Linked DNA regions of Homo sapiens: region 1 is linked to region 2. The links are chromatin loops, found by intact Hi-C in ENCODE. Cell type or tissue: MCF 10A. All regions are shown on one strand. Links, peaks and the distances in the headings refer to the core of each region. The heading gives the core; the rest is flanking DNA.

Region 1 (5,389 bases), core at 164-5,163, 100 kb after region 2:
TGCTTTAAGGCCTCCCCAGTTAGCTTCCTGTCTACATCTCCAGGTCTGCCTGGAACTCTTTTGTGAACATTCCATAAAGCCATTGCTCACACACTTCCCCAGCCTCAAATGTCACCTCACTCTCTTGCTTTCCTTAGTTATACTTTTCAATCCATTTGAATTCTTCCAAAAAGGCTTTGTCTGCTGAACCTTCCTGTATTATCCATCACTGTGTACCAAATTACCACAAATATAATGGACTAACACAACATGCATTTATCATCTTGTAATTTCTGTGGGTCAGCAACGAGGGCACAGTTTACATGGGCTGTCTGGTTCAGGGTGTCTCAAAGTATAACTGAAACCGTCAGCCAGGGTTGAGGTCTCATCTGAAGGCTGCACTGTGAAGGATCTGCTTCTAACCTCATGGAGTTGATGGCGAAACTCAGTTCTTTAATGGCTGTGGGGCTGAGAGCCTCAGTTTCTCCTTGGCTGTAGTCTGCCCTCATTTCCTTGCCAGGTAGGCCTTCCCAACATGGATGCTTGCTTCTTCAAAGCCAGTGAGAGTCTACTAACAAGATGGAATTCACAACTTTACATAACCTAACCATAGACGTGGCAGCCTATAAGTATTGCTGTATTGTATTGGCTAGAGGAAAGTCACAGGTTCTGCCCACACTCAAGGGGAGAAGGTTACATAATGACGTGAATACCAGGAGGTGGGGATCATAGTGCCCTCTTAGAAGCTGCCCACCATATCCTTTTTGTTAAATTATTTCCTTAATCCATAAGCTATTTTTAACTACTCCATAATAGCATATGGAAGAAACTGAAAGAGTGATAAGATACGGCCATTTCTCTTCAGTTATAAAGGAAATGGACAATGCAAGGAAGTATGAGGTAAAAATCTCTAAACTTGCTGCAAAGTGTTCATCCCCTCAGTTCAGAGGAGAGAGAGAAGACCTGAGGTTGGGGTTCTTGTGAAAAGCTTAATGAAGGCAGCAACATTGGAAACTGTAGGTGATACTTGGAGGACAGGCAGAACTCAAAAGAGCAAAATTGGTAGATAGGGAAGAGGCACATTCTAGGTGATGGCAAATCCAAGAGAGATGAAGGTGTAGGAGATGGGCAGAAAATAGAAACTATTAGATTGCTGCAAAAGTCATTGTGGTTTTTGACATTGAAATTAAAGGCAAAAACCACAATGACTTTTGCACCAACCTAATGGTTTACTGTACTATAAACCCCCATAAATAATGGAAAGCAAAGGTGAAAACAAGAACAGGTCAAAATGGGTGGCTGGAGATGCTGTGGCCATCAGAATCAGCCAGACAAAGACCAGGACTGTCTTATCTTCTCTATCCTGAGCTCTCAGTACAAGTGCTGGATACACCTGAACAAATAAACCAACTGGGAAATGCATTTTGAAATCAGGATTACTAACCAAGAGGATTGCAATTGTCCTGTAAGAGGGAATCACTGGGACAACATTGGGCCACTGCAAACTAAATCTGTGACTCAGTTTCCTATTCTGAAAGTGAGAAAAATAATAGAGCCTATCTGACAGGGTTATTGGAAGAACTGAATGAGGTAGGACTTTAAAAGTGTTTGGATAAGGCCTTACATGAAGTAAGTTCAAAATAGCTGTTAACTATTATTTATTATTGTTATTCATAATCTACTTCACCTGGGTTTGCCGTCTTTGGCTCACAGCCTGGAGTTTCTTTGCTGTTCTCTGTCTTTCCTGGCTCAGAAACACAGTGAGTTTCTCTTTCCTGCTGACCCTGGGATACCCCCCAAGGCTTCTCTGAAGGTCCTGCCTTTGTGCCTGAGTCTCTGCTTCTGATGTGGTTCTGCAGAAGCAAACTAGAGCATCCCCAGCCTCGTGGACACCTCCATGCTGAGCTCAGCGCTGAGCTTTGAGGGTGAGTGACTGACTCCCTGGTCGGCACTTTTATTGTGGTTTCCTGATTGGTTCAGGATGGCTGGGCCTTTGCTACCCCATCCCCAAGTGGATTTCCAGTCCTGCCAGAGGCCAAAAGGAGAGTGACTTAGTCATTAGCTCCTCTGGCAACAGCCTCTGGCAGCAGTTCAAGGCAGCTTAGAAAACAGGGCAACAAGTGGCTGCAATATGTATTTCAAAAGCCTAGCACACAAGAAAAGGAAATGAAAACCAGAAAAAGCAGGGATAGTAATGTCTGAACCTGGAGGCACATCCAGACATGATTGGGCATTGCAGACCATGCTCCCAGGCCCTGGAAGTAAGGGATATGGAAGGGTTGTACCAGTAAGGAGCTGGGTCTGAATGGCAAGGCTGAGGCCCAAAGCCTCTCTTCCCTTCTGACATGTGCAAGGCATTAATGAATGAAGACCCTTTGTGCATCCTAGAAAATGATGTCCAGGTACACCTGGCTTAGGGTTTGTGTCCAGAGCACAAGAAGGGTTCCCTATTCTGTGCCAGTCCCTTGCAGAATTCATCTGATTCAAGCATGTTCAGATTTAGGGCTTTGCTGACCAGAATCTTTAGAATTCAGCCTCTACCAGAGAATGGATACACAGGGAGCAATGATGAATAAGCGAGGGTCTCTTCCATCGATTCCATCTTAGGTCATCTAACTCTTACAACACAAAGTGGGTGTTTTTATTGACTCCATTTCACATATGTTGGTGGAAACTAAGGCACAGAGATGTTGCATAACTATTGAATTAATGTCTTTCTTATTTGTCTTCTGCCTATCTAATCAGAACAGAAGTTTCTTGAGGACTGAGACTGTCTTTCTTTTTCATCACTTTATTGCAGGTGTCTAAAACGGTCCCTGGAATGGATCAGATGCTTAAAAAAACAGACTTAATGAGTGAACTTTACCAAAGATCAGAGATTTTGAACAATGCACCCCCAACTCTTAGTATCTACACTAAGTGTTCTCTGATTGGGTGTGATCTGATGAAGATTGTAGTGTTGGCAGGGTCTGGGGCAAGAGAGGAGGGGGAATGTGGTACACGATCACATTTACCAGTTAACGCTCAACTTCAGGAGCTCATAAGAAAGCCTTTATAAAAAGTGAGATGATGGTGTTTACAGTTTGAATGTGGGAATGATCCATCCTTCCTTGAGGACATGACCTTCCTTGGGTTGATCTTAGAACTAAGGGAGATGGTTCCTGCCCATCACTCCAGCCTAATTTTGTACCACCATCACTTCCTGCCTGCCTGCCTTATTTTCCTTCTCATGTTCTAGTGTCAAAGATTTGGGTGGGTAAAGAATAAGATGTGGGGGTAAAATCTAAGCATATCAAAACAATAGTTACTGACTTCAGACACTCTTCTTTACCTCATGCTATTCTTTTTGCTTCCTCTAGAAAAAGGCCAATATTTGGGAGCCTCAAGCCCCTCCCAGTTGTGCTAAAAGGACTCCAACTTTACAGCCAACAACATTTATTGCAGGGAAAATGACTAATGGGAAATACAACTGAGGCCAAATCCTAAAAGCCAAAGCTGGTTCTCACTCAAGAAAAATAAACAAATCACATTAGGCAGGGCACAACCCTGAAAACAAACTTTCATGAGAAAGAAGTTGTCAGTGGGTAAATAGTATAAGGCCTCCTGCAATGAAAGCCTCATCTGATCTTCATAAGGGTTTGTCTTTCTCCGCAGAGAGGCTACCGAGTTCCATTCTCAGTGTCTAGATCTTGGGGTACACACATATGCCACCTAGAGGGCAGGGTGATCCTTCAAGAAAGGGAAACAGTGCTGCCTTCTCTACAAAGCTGGATGGTGGCATGGATCAGGTCTGAGAGCACATGAGGGGCCCTGAATTCTCCCAGCACTCTCTGTTGCAGGTGATGGAAATTCAACTCAGTGAAGCTGCGACAGACCTCGCCTTTGCGACACTCATGTCTCTTCACCCTCACCTCAGTCCACACTAGCCCAACTTAAATTGGCCAGCCCTGCATTTCGTTGCCTGAGGGCTTCCTCTGGTTCTACGAGCCCATGCTGCCACCCACCCACAAGGCAGCCAGAACTTCCAGGAATTGATGTCTCCTGGGATCACAACTCAATAACTGACTAAAGGGCATAGTACATAGATACCCCCAACCCCTCTCTCCACAGGTGGGATAATCTGCAGACACATTTTTATACTGGCTCCTAAGGTTTCCCAAAGAGATTACGCTCCAATTATGTATTGTGGTTACTGCCTGGATAAGAAGACTTTTAGTGACTGTCTTCTGTTCCTTGTTTTGCTTCTCTTCTTTCATACTATTATATCCTAGTATTATCTCTAAGATAAAGAACTTGCACTTAAATCCTTGTCTCAAGGTCTGCTTCTGGGGAAACCAAACTGAGATACTGGTTTAAGAACATAATGGAATTGTTTGGCCTATATAACAAGGAAGTTCATGTTAGTTTCAGGAATGGCTCAATTGAGATTCTCAAGTATATTTGTTATCTTTCAAGTGTGGCTCAGTCCAGACCCTTTACCATCATCATCTTCACCATGAAACTAGAAGAGATGCTCACTGTTAGCCCCCGACATATTTTTATAGCTCAGCAAACCAAAACAAAGTATTTCTATAAAAATATATATTACATATTTTTAATAATATATATATTTCTATGCTAGACATAGAAATATAGATATATAGAAATATATAAAATATTTATTTTTATAGAAATACTGTTATATAAAAGTATTTTATATATAAAAACAAAGTATTTGAATATACATTATGTATTTTAATATATGATATATATTTCTATATAATATATAATTATATATAATATACAGAAATATATAGAATACATGTAGAAATATATAGATAATATATATATTTTCTATATATAATATGTAAATAATATATAGAGAAAATAGAAAATATGTATTTTCTCTATATATATTCTATATATATTTCTCTATATATTCTAACATATAAATATAATTTAAATATTAATAAATATATAGAGAGAAAAGTGTATATTTCTATAGATAAAATATTTTTATCTATAAAATATGTGTATTATATATAGAAAAGATATATATCTCTATATAAATATTTTTATGTGCCTGCATATATATATGCATCATTTCCAGAGAAGAATTTTGGTGGGTTCTGTGGTTATCTGTCCATCCTGCTGCAAGGGAGTGGAAGAATGACATCAATAGTCCCATGAAAAATATTTGCAATAAGGGGAAATGGTTTCACCTAGGAAATTTCAAACTAACTAACTGCAAATAAACAAAAAAGTAATACAACCAGCAAGATTTTATCCACCAAGGTCTTTGTCATGATCTTGTGAAAAGAAGCCTAGGTTGTTAACATAATGGCCTTTATTTACACTCCTTTACCTTCATTTCACCAAGCTCAAAGCAAATACTGCTAATCATTCATGATACTCCCTGTTTAGCCCAGAT
Region 2 (5,389 bases), core at 311-5,310:
GACTCTTGTTGAAGCTCCATAAATGTTTGTTTTATGAATAAGCACGCACTTGGCACTCCTCGAAGATAATTCTCCTTTATCCTGAGAGGCAACAGTTTCCCAGCTGCCCTTCTCTTGCCAGGGGAAAAGAGTACCATCATATATACTCGCAGATCCAGGAAGAGACAGACTCGGCAGAACTGGAGACCAAAACATTCCTCATGAGTTTCTCCTAATGACCAAAGTGATGGGAATGAAAGTAACCTCCTATATGCTGGACACTGCTCTGATGAGGTGTCTAGCACATATCCTTACAAGAATCGTGGGACACACTATGTTTTCCATTTATAGATAAGAACAGTGGAGGCTAGTGCATGTAATAGACCTAAAACCACAAAGTCATCTAGTGCTAGATGTAAAGTTAGATATAAACATGAGTCTAATTATTCAGTGCAATGCTTAAGAGCGTTGCTTAGAAGGCTGAATTCCTGGATTCAGTTCAGATTTGCCAATAGCTTGCATTGTAACCATAAAAAAGTTAATTTACCTCTCCAGACCTCATTTTCCTTATGTACTAAACAAGAGGAGTAAAGGTTCCTGCCTCTTGGATGTTGTGATGACACATGAGATAATGGCTGTAGAAGATTTTAAAAGTATCCCACGCAAATAAGTGCTCAAAAGCTATTTGCTGTCGATATTACAATGTCAATGATCCTTCCACACAACTGCAGATTGTTCCTAGAAGGTAAAGAGTTGCCCAATTTCTAATAAATACTAGAGAATACTAAGGTATATGTGGATGTCCCAGCTGGACTGTTGGTCTGATTTAGATGATCATCTTTGGGTAGAACAAAGGGTCCTTCCCCATTCAAAAGCTGCCAGCCCTGAGTGTGAGAGGATGTGGGGTGAGAAGAACTTGCCATTTCTGGGCTGAGGACTGAGGTCTGCCTTCCCCACATTACCCTGGTTATGGTGACATTGATCTTTGGCACCAGAAGGTCCGGTAAGCATCAGCCCTACCAATGACTGGGAGTCTCAAGGACATTCTAGAGTGGAATTCCCCAGTGCCACTTCCCTATCCTTTGCCCTTGTCTGGTTCCATAGACAAAAAAGAGAAAAAGAAGGTTGGCAGGTCCTTCTTCCTGCTAAATGGTCCCATCTTTGAGCCATTTATTTCTTTATTCATTCAACAAAGTTTTCAACATTTATAATGTTCCAGCCATAGGGTTAAATGCAGCACAAATAACAAAGAGAAAAATAAAGACACGTACAATTGCACATGTATAAGTTCACTGCAGGAAGAGTGCTCAGCCCCTTTGTAGGCTTCACTGTGGATCGGAAGTGTGGATGTCTACACAAAAACACACCACAAGCAAAGAACAGGGAGCCTTCTGTTGATGTGGATGTCACTAATCATTTTATGTTACCCACATGGAAAACTCTTATGCCTGTTTTTCCTGTTCTGCTCCCTGCCCTTGGGCTTCCAAATTTTGCCATCTCAACACTTCACTGTTCTGCTTCTTTCACACAATTGTATTCCCCTGACTTCATGTCTGAGCTTACAGGGACTGTCAGGCAGGCCTCCAAGTTAGCCCTCATACTTTCACAAAGAGCAAGTCTGCATTTCCTTCATCCAGAACATCAAACAGAGTGTCTCCCCTGGGCCCCTGATATCCTTGTTACCACCTCGTTAATGACTGTATGGGGGGAAGTTTTATGAGGCATCAGGGCTGATGTAAACAGATATGGGAGGATGGATGTCTTCTTGCCTGCATCATCATGGGGTAAAAGCAGTACTGACCCTCTTGTGTATCCTCCCAAGGCATCAGCATGAACTTCCTGGGCTTTTACCCTGTGCTACCATTTGCTCATGAGTCTGGGGAGATATAAGAAGGCAGTTTGTTCAATTCCCACCTATGAGTGAGAATATGCGGTGTTTGGTTTTTTTTGTTCTTGCGATAGTTTACTGAGAATGATGATTTCCAATTTCATCCATGTCCCTACAAAGGACATGAACTCATCATTTTGAACAATGAGAACACATGGACACAGGAAGGGGAACATCACACTCTGGGGACTGTTGTGGGGTGGGGGGAGGGGAGAGGGATAGCATTGGAGATATACCTAATGCTAGATGACGAGTTAGTGGGTGCAGCGCACCAGCATGGCACATGTATACATATGTAACTAACCTGCACATTGTGCACATGTACCCTAAAACTTAAAGTATAATAATAATAAATAAATAAATAAATAAATAAATAAATAAATAAATAAAAGAAGGCAGTTTGCTGGAGGAGTTTGGTGGCTCAACCTCAAAGCACACTGGAAATTCATGTGAGGATAGAGTGTCAATCCTTCCTGCTGTCATGGTGGCTGCAGTGGAGGGTTACAGTATTACAGTGTCCAGAATAGCAAAGGCATGGCTACCTCAGTTTCCAGATAGTGTTACCTGGTAGTTGTAGACAGAGTGCCCATCACAAAGTGAATGCTTAATAAATCTTAGTTGAATGGGTGATTCAATAAATTAATAAATGAGTGAGTGATGGGAGGGGTGCGGAAGTTTCTGTTCTCCTATGATGACAAGAGTCAGTACAGTCTCGAAACAGGGGTTAGGGTGGACAAGAGCCTGACTCTGGAGGTGACCCAAGTTAAACTGAGTTTTGTTTGTTTTGCAACGGGAACAGAGCTTCAGGGCAGGTTTCTAATAATTTCACGAAAACTGAGTCATAAGCCCAGGCATCAGTACTAAGCACAAATAACTGGTGTGATAAAACAGATAATAATGGGAAAAATATATTAAGCTTCTACTATATGTCAAGAATTTTCCAAATGCTTTACATTTACTCTTCATAAGCAAACACTATCACATACATATTATTTTTATTTATGAAAAGGAAGAGAGAAGTTAAAAAAAAAAAAAACTCTTCCATTCTTCTAGTGCTGAAGTTCAAATCCAAGTAGTCTTATTTAGGAGACTGCATTCTGAAGACAACTACAGGGGCAGGGAAAAAATTCAATTGAGTGGGCAGGTGAGTGTTTAGGGCTGCCCCTAGACAAAACAGCAAGACCATGCTCAAACTCCACCCCTAGGGGGAGCTAGACCAGAGCTAAAGGGTTGACTCAGGCACTGGACAGCGGTGTGATTGCACGTAGCCATCTGCCTCCAGGGGGTGGGCATGGAACAAGCTGTGTCAGGCTGCAGCTGTGGACAATGGTGGGAAATGATGCTCCTGACTTTCACTTTCCTTTCCCTCAAGTCTCTAAATCACCCTCCTATCTACTCACGGAACATCGGATCTCAGCTCCATGCAGGTGGATCCCAGATATACATTTTCATTTTTAATTTATCCTCCATGTTTCTGTTGCACATTTCCAAGTTCTTTCTGATTATCTGCCCTATTTCCTGTCAGCTCCTCAAGCTTGACTCAAAGTTCAAATCTGGGCTCATCTTTCTACACAGTTCGAACAGTCTACTTTCCCCACTCGTTTTGACTGTCCTTGACACTACCATTCTCTCACTTTTAAGAGAACCAGAGCTCAGAGTCTCAAGATTCATCTCTTTTTCTTTGCACAATAAGAAATCATTGATGAAACCCTGTTAATTTTCCTCTTTTAACTTAAGAAATATTATTACTGAAGGTTCTGTTAGTTTTCTACCTCTGCAGCTGCTCTTTTGTCTGCATCTCCACTCCTCTGTCCATCCATGAGTTCAGTTGCTTCTTGTTTAAAATAGTGCATGGATTCTGGATTTATTCTTGCCTCCAGTTTCTTTCTCCTTGGTTCCATCTTCTACCTGGTGCCAAACCGATCTCTCTAAGTACTTTTCTGAATATGTCACTCCCCTGAGCAGCAAGCTTCAAGGGCTCTCCATTGCCTGCCAAATAGCATCCAGATTCCTTGTCATGGCTTTTCACATCCACTTAGATCTGGTCTCAACTCAGTGCACATTTATTGAGTCCTACTTAGTGCCAGACCCTGCACTAGGTGTTGTAAATGTAAAAATAAACCCTGCATACTTCCGGCCCTTGGAAAAGAAAAGGAAGATAAGCTGGTCCCACAATCTCTAGCCAGTGCTTCCCCCAAATCCTGCCCACTGCTGAAGGTGTAAAGTTGGATTTTTGCTGTTCTCCAAAACTTCCTCAGCACTTTCTTACTTTTGTGTCCAGGAACTTCCTCACTTCAATCTCTGAGTAACCCCTAACCCTCTTCTGCTGTAATAATTTTTCCTTCATGAAGAATCCATGAAGCAGACACATTTGGAAGAGGAATGCTTCTTGGCAGTCACCTTTACACATCTTTTGATGATGGATCATGATCCATGTGCATTATAGCTTTGTGTCTACCTATTATCTCTCCTACACTGACATTCTCATAACTGATATATAACAGAATGCTATTGCATACAGTATTAATTTATGCATGTTATTAAAAAGAAAAATACATGATTTTTGGTTACATTACATTCAACACAATTTAATAGTGTTCTCTCCTGAATGCTTTCTTACAGACTACCAGTTGCATATTATGCATTAAGAATAGCCAAGAAAACAGTGGAGTATGTATTTTCAAAACACACTGAAATATAGGATATTTTCTTTGCACTTATTTGTTTGTTATATCAGTTCACAGACTGGACATGGTGGCTCACTCCTGTAATCCCACTTGGGAGGCCTATGTGGATCGCTTGAGGCCAGGAGTGCACGACCAGCCTGGGCAACACAGTGAAAACCTGTCTCCACATACAAAAAATAAATAAATTAGCTGGACAGGATGTGGTGGTGTTTGCCTGTAGTCTCAGGAGGCTGAGGAGGAAGGATTGCTTGAGCCCCAAGAGTTTGAGGCTGCAGTGAGCTATAATCATGCCACTACACTCCAGGTTGGGTGACATAGTGAGATCTTGTCTCAAAACAACAACAAAAACAAACAAACAAACACAAACCCAAACATCAATTCACATCCATCGTCTGGTATTAGTGTTCTACAAAACACAGTTTTAGGAAGCACTGTCCTGGAAAGTAAGATCATTGAATAATAATGTTAATAGTAATACTTTTTTTAAAAAGGTTTTTATTTGTTTTATTTTTAATATTTGCTCCATGGTAGCCACTGTAGCAAGTGTTTTTATATCCAGGTTTTTATCTAACTTTCATGACAATCTGATGTGTGGATGCTAATTTTAACCCATTTTTCAGATTAGGAAACAGAAACTCAGAGCAGTTAAGTAACTTCCCAAAGTCATTATCATTAGGGAGGTAGTAAAATTGCAACAGGAGCACATCACAGCCTACCCCAGAGCCTGTGCTCTTTGAAGGAGAGTCTGTTTTTAAAACTTCTGTATTCCCTGTTCCTCCAAAATTCATAACAGCCCATGATTCTTGAACACACTTGTGATTTCAGTTTTGCAGTC

What was found. A loop is a pair of places that touch in the nucleus more often than their neighbours do. Peaks named below come from ENCODE experiments on the same cell type or tissue, not always from the same donor. Only the 100,000 strongest peaks of a DNase experiment are listed, where the experiment ranks them.
Region 1: a loop joins it to region 2, with 4 times the contacts of the local background. A loop is called at or near these places in 3 of 110 quality-filtered maps.

The regions. Positions count from the first base shown.
Region 1 is chr20:39,771,891-39,777,279 of GRCh38, reverse strand. The region is part of intron 5 of LOC105372614 (a long non-coding RNA gene); the gene reads right to left. Among named protein-coding and RNA genes, the nearest start is that of LINC01370, 230 kb to the left of the region's middle. In MCF 10A, for the core only: no CTCF peak of the experiment used is centred there; a DNase peak (open chromatin) is centred at 2,039.
Region 2 is chr20:39,871,952-39,877,340 of GRCh38, reverse strand. No RefSeq gene overlaps it. Among named protein-coding and RNA genes, the nearest start is that of LINC01370, 130 kb to the left of the region's middle. In MCF 10A, for the core only: a CTCF peak has its summit at 3,067 (motif pointing right); a DNase peak (open chromatin) is centred at 3,100.